Regions from separate parts of the Homo sapiens genome. Here region 2 is linked to region 1. A link is a loop called in an ENCODE intact Hi-C map of the cell type or tissue named here. Cell type or tissue: HepG2. All regions are shown on one strand. Each heading gives the region's core, and the rest is flanking DNA. Links, peaks and the distances in the headings are about the cores only.

Region 1 (2,909 bases), core at 216-2,715:
AGCCATCAGCAACAGGTGGCAGCTGAAGCCACGGGGATGGGTATACAGTGCAGGATGGGAATTCAACCCTAGTCTCTGAGAAGAAATGTCCAGAGATGGAGGAAGAGAACCATGATAGAGTGGTGACTCTGCAGCCAATGAGAGAATTTTAGAAAGGGGTGATTAACATTATCAAATGCCTCAGAGCACTGGGCACATTTCTAGGAACATGTCTAAGTGTTTTTGAGATGGCTGTTAAAATCAAGGAGCTGGACGGGCACGATGGCTCATGCCCGTAATTCCAGCACTTTGGGAGACCGAGCAGGGAGGATTGCTTGAGCCTAGGAGTTTGAGGTGGCAGTGAGCTATGATTACACCGCTATACTCTGGCCTGGGCAACAGAGAGAGACCCTGTCTTGGGGGGAAAAAACAAAACAACAAAAAACAGAAAATAAGGAGCTTACGGTCTGCCTAAAAAGAACACAAACACATGGCAATTAGGAAATCACTCAATTAAGAAATTGCTTATCAATGTAACAGAAAAGTGTAATAGAGATTCATCCATTTATTCTGCACACATATATTGAGCTCCCACTATGTGTCAGGCATTTAGTTGTCAGAAGAGGCAATTGGATTTTTAAAGAGAAGGATATGACTTAGTTGTGGGGCTGGAAAGAATGATTTTTCTGGCTAAGTGAAAAAGAATAGCAGAGTAACATGGGCATATTGGCTGGGATGGGTTTGGGAGGGTGGAGAGGATCTGGTTTTGACCAGAGTCCAAAGAAGGGGGAATAATTTGGGGGAAAGCCTGCCTGAGTGAGTTGGTACCGTAGATTGGAGAGCTGGAAGGCACCCATCGAGTGTAGCTAGTCCCAGAAGTTTTCCTACTCCAATATTTTCTAAAGGTTATGCTCCTACTGCTGCAACACAAGGCAGAACCCCCTTGTGTCAGGCTGTCAAGCTAATAGGGCCACTGCCTCCTCCAGAAAGGACATGCAGAAAGTGCAAGCTACTCCATTGGTCACCAAATATGCCTCCAAATGCCCTCTGACTTGGACAGGACATTCGCATAACAAAATTCCGAAGCAAAGCATAATTAAAAGAGGGTTTTAGGTACAAGAGCAGCTTCCAAGCCCTGATCTACACCTGGGCTCTTTCAAATAGCAGGTGCAAGGAGACTGGGTGATTCAAAGAGTCAATCATAACTTATATTGGCTTTGGGTGGACCGATAGACAGCCTGACGTATGGTCGGGCGGACAGTTAGAATGAGCGAATGCGTGGATGATGTACTACCAGTCTCCGACCACCACCAGTTTTCCCTAGCCGGAAACTAGTAGCAAAGCTTCCCCGAGACCGCTCTAAAGCTGCAGTTCTCCAGACGGCCGCCGGAAGAGGGCGCTGCGGATCGCCTCGGTCTGCAACCTTCAGACCCCAAGTCCTAGGCAGCGAGGGAGAATTCAGCCTCCCTCAAGTCCCAGAAAACATTGGGCCTCGGAGATTCCCCCTCCACCCTTCCCTCACACCCACCCCAATGGCCTGGGGTCGATACTGCGGCCACCGGAAACTGCCTGGGACAAGTGTTGGGGATGTGGGGGAGACGGGCTGTGGTGGGAGGTTGGAGAGGAGGAAAGGAGCGGAGGAGGGAACCCCAGCGCTGCTGGCAAGCCCGCGGGAAACTCGAACACCCAAGGCCCACGGGCTCCCACTGTTGGGACTGAGATTTGTTGGGGAACAGAGGGCAGAAAGAGCTATAGGTTTCGACTACCTAAAGCTGAATGAGGCTGCACAGGTCCTGGGGCGAAAACAGCCGCGCCGCCACAAGGATGCTTCGGGAATCTGTCCTTTAATTATCAGGAGCAGCTGCGAAACTTACCTTAGCGCAGCACGAACCCTAGAGCGCCCCCGAGGGTGTCCCTGCCCCTTCCGACGGGGGCGTCTGGCGGATTCGCGGCGTAGCACGGCAGCGCGGGCCTCACAGGGTCGGCTGACCGCTTCAGGCCCGTGCTCCTACCTCCCGTCTCCGTCTTGGTTTCCTCGCAATTCAAAGGGAGCTGCTGAGCTCCCGCTGTTCTCTGCTTTGTAACCCGCTCCCTCAGGTTCCCTCCTACCCCAGGCCCCTTCCCGCCAGAGGGCGCCCCTGGAGTCGGTGGAGAAGGTAGGGGCTCTAAATACAAAAATTCAAGACGAGTTGAATCTTGGCTTGAACTGCGTGACAGGAAAATAGGCAAGTTTGGAGACCACAGGTGTTAACTTCTAGTGGGGCTTGACCCGACAGAGGAGCAGATTCTTCAACACCAAAGGCCTAAGGGCCGGACTCTCTTCGCGGACTCTGGCCCTCATAGACGCGCCCTCGCCTCCCATACCCTCCGTAGAGCATGCCTGTGAGGGAAAGGGAGAAGCAGAAGCCGCGCTCGGATGACTTGGCGCCCCACCCCCCAGCCTGCCCACAGGCCACGAATTGAGAAAAGCTTTCCCAAAAGGAAAGTCCTCTCAAAGGCCCTAGACGGTCAAATCGGGAAAGGGAGCAGTAGAGGGATCCTTCCTCCCGCTGCGTCTGTGAAAGCCGCCTGTCTGCACGCCCCGGGCTCCCGCGGTCCCTCCCGAGGATTTCGGTTCTGGTGCCTGAGAAAGCAGCGCAGAGGGGGCCCTGCGAGACCCCTCCAGAGAAATCATCCCCCGGAGGCATTCCTCGGATCTTGGGGTTGCGGAGCAGCGCCCCCCAGCGCCCAGTTACACTCCTGCCTTCCGCTCCCTGCGCCTGGTTGCCTCGATGGCACTCGCGAGCCCAGCTCAGCCCGGCTTAGAAGCCTGTGCCTAGCTGTGGGAGACTGCGGGAGCAACTGAGGGGCCCAAGTGTTTCTTGTTGAAGGTCAGAGGCCTAGAGTCACAGTTTCTCTAAATCCAAAATACAGAATCAGAAGGAATAACT
Region 2 (2,909 bases), core at 247-2,746, 420 kb after region 1:
CCTTTCAGTATCCTTTCACTTTTGTTTGAAAAGCTTCCTTTAGCAATCCTTTTAGAATAGGTCTTCTGCCTATAAACTCTTTTTTTCTTCATCTGAGAAATTTTCATTTCACCATTAATCCTGAAGAATATTTTAGCTAGAAACAAAATTCTAGGTTGACGCTTCTTTTCTTTCAGTACTTTAAAAATATTGTGCCTCCTCCTCCCTGCCTCCTTGCTTTCTGATGACAAATCCAGTCATTCAAATAATCATTCCCCTACATGTTAATGCATTATTTTAATCTGGCTGTTTTAAGACTTCAGCAGTCTGATTACAATGTCTCTGCACATGGATTTCTTTGAGTTTATACTGTATGAGGTTTGCTCAACTTCTTAATAAGTATAAACTTAAGTAAGTTTTTGTCTTTTAACAAACTTGCAAGATTTGGGGCATTATTTTTTCAAATGTTTTTCAGCATTGCATTTTTCCCTTTCTTTATGAGACTCTGAAGATCAGAAAATTCGATTTTTTTTATTGCTCCACAGGTCCCTGAAGCTCTACTAATTCTTTTTCCAGTTGTTCAAAAATCTTTTTCAGATCCAGTAATCTCTATTGATCTATCTTCAAGTTCACTGATTCTTCTTTCATCTCCATTTTGTTATTAAGTCTATCCAGAAAGCCTTTTAATTTTTTTGGTAATTGTATTTTTTAATTCTAAAATTTCCATTTTGTTTTTGTTTATATTATCAATTTCTTTGCTGAGGCTTTCTAATTTAACTGTTGTTGCAAGAGCACGACTGTTCCTTCAAAAATTGTTGAAATAACTGCTTTAGAGTCTTTGTCAGACAACTCTAATGTCTGTATACTTTTGGTATTAACATATATTGGTTGTCTTTTTCCATGTGAGTCAAGATTTTTGTGGTTCTTTGTACACTAAGTAATTTTGGATTACATTCTAGACACTTTGAATATTATATCATGGCACTCTGGGTCTTGTTTAAGTTCTGTGGAGAATATTGATATTTGGTTTTGGCAGGCAATTGACTGAGTATGTACAAGCTACAAGTTTCAGTACACTCTCTATAGACTGTGATGCCAAAGTCAGTTCAATTTTCAAAGCTTCTGTCATGCTTTTTGGATCTTTCCTAAGTGTGTACTGCCAAATGGTCAGTCTGAGACTTGGACAGTCTATTAGTTCAGTTCTCAAAGTCTTTGGTATGCAAATGAGGATCAGACCTATATTTGTGCAGCTTAAAGGTGAGCTTGGTGCTCATGAACAACTTTATAGGGTTGATTTCACAAGCCCCTCCCTTCCCAAGATCTCTCCAGTACTTTCCCGTTCCCTGGGCCTCCCCTACATGGTCCACTAGACAAACACTTGGAGTTCTAGTTACCCTGCTGTGTCACACTCTGTGTCACACACTTTCATGACTAAACCTGTGTCCTGGCCAAAGCAGAAGAACAGAGGCAGGGAATCAACAGGGGTTTGTCCCACTGTCTTGGAACAACAGCTCCACCAAATGGAAAGGAGTGGTCCTCTTCCTCAGAGTTTTGGCTTTTGGGGTTTTCATAGCTGCTGCCACTGCTACCATTCAGAATTGCTTGAGTGGGCTAGGAAATAAAAGAATGAAGAAAAGAAAAGATAGGAAAACAGGAATGAGGGCATTTTCACATTCTCCCTGAGCATTAGGGGCTTCCTTTCCTAGGCTTCAAACCAAGGACAGAGGCTTCTCCTGAAACCCTTTCCCATCTGAACTATAGTGCTCACTTCCAGGTTAACAGGCACATTGAGTTCAAGTTGGGGTACATCGAAGATCGAAAATAGTAAATTCACCACAAATTAGATTATGCTTCAAATTCTGTTTTGTTCCAATCTGCCTGCTCCTATTTACTTTCCAGAATCTTCCAATAATTGCCATCATGCATTCTATTTGGGTTTTATAGTTATATTCAGTGGGAGAGAAAAGGTGAAACATGTTTACTCCATCTCATCCACAACCATAACTCCAGTTTCAGCCTTTTTTATTAAAATGTCAGACTGAAAGTGATCTAAATAACTTCCTGTCTAGAGAGAAAAAACAGTGTGGTGAATGGGCAGGATTTTTCTCTGCCCTTCTGGTCACTAAAATATTTCATTCTTCTTTCTACACTTAAAACTCTCCAACCCAAAGAAAAAACCTAAAGTCTCAGCCAATTACTGCAACCAGCTTAAAATCTAGGCTCTCCAGTTGGTGTTCAGTCTTTTCCTGGGTGCTCCCCTTGGTCTGATAACCTATGAATTAAAAAAGACAAGTTCCCTGCTTTCACCGCACTTACTATACAATAGAGAAACAAGGACAGGATACTCACGATAATGTTACTATTTAAAATGGGAAATAGGCTGGTGGCGGTGGCTCATGCCTGTGATGCCAGCACTTTGGGAGGCAGAGGCAGGCGGATCACTTGAGGCCAGGATTTCGAGCCCAGACTGGCCAACGTGGTGAAACCCCATCTCTACTGAAAATACAAAAATTAGCTGGGCTTGGTGGTGCACACCTGTAATCCCAGCTGCTCAGGAGGCTGAGGCAGGAGAATGGCTTGAACCCAGGAGGCAGAGGTTGCGGTGAGCCGAGATTGCGTCATTACACTCCAGCCTGGTGACAAAAGCGAAACTCCCTCTCAAAAAAGAAAAAAAAATTAATGGGAAATAATAGGACATATACAGCATTTTCTGGTCCACAGCAATTCTAAAAAAAAATTGGTAAAAATTGTGAGGCCATTCCACTACCCATCCTGTAGGAAGGGAAAGCTCCTTGTATGGAGCCTAAGCTTGCACTCTGAGAAGTGCTCCCTTGTCCATTTTCCTCCATCTCTTTCCAAACTGCAACTTTGGCCAAGTACTTTCTGCAACAGCAGCAGATGGGTTCCAACCCACCAGCATATCATGCTAG

What was found. Hi-C counts contacts between places; a loop is a spot of excess contacts. Peaks named below come from ENCODE experiments on the same cell type or tissue, not always from the same donor. Only the 100,000 strongest peaks of a DNase experiment are listed, where the experiment ranks them.
Region 2: it touches region 1 in a loop (2.3-fold over the local background); 2 of 110 quality-filtered maps call a loop at or near these places.

The regions. Positions count from the first base shown.
Region 1 is chr14:36,524,153-36,527,061 of GRCh38, reverse strand. It overlaps LOC105370453 (a long non-coding RNA gene), which reads right to left and starts at 2,373. Exons shown (of 3, transcript XR_001750715.2): 1 at 1,854-2,373. RefSeq lists an enhancer at 1,258-2,196. In HepG2, for the core only: CTCF peaks have their summits at 1,381 (motif pointing right), 1,820, 2,116 (motif pointing right) and 2,701 (motif pointing left); a DNase peak (open chromatin) is centred at 1,331; H3K27me3 peaks cover 2,444 bases.
Region 2 is chr14:36,104,132-36,107,040 of GRCh38, reverse strand. All of the region lies in intron 1 of LINC00609 (long intergenic non-protein coding RNA 609), which reads right to left. Among named protein-coding and RNA genes, the nearest start is that of LINC00609, 35 kb to the right of the region's middle. In HepG2, for the core only: a CTCF peak has its summit at 1,481; no DNase peak of the experiment used is centred there.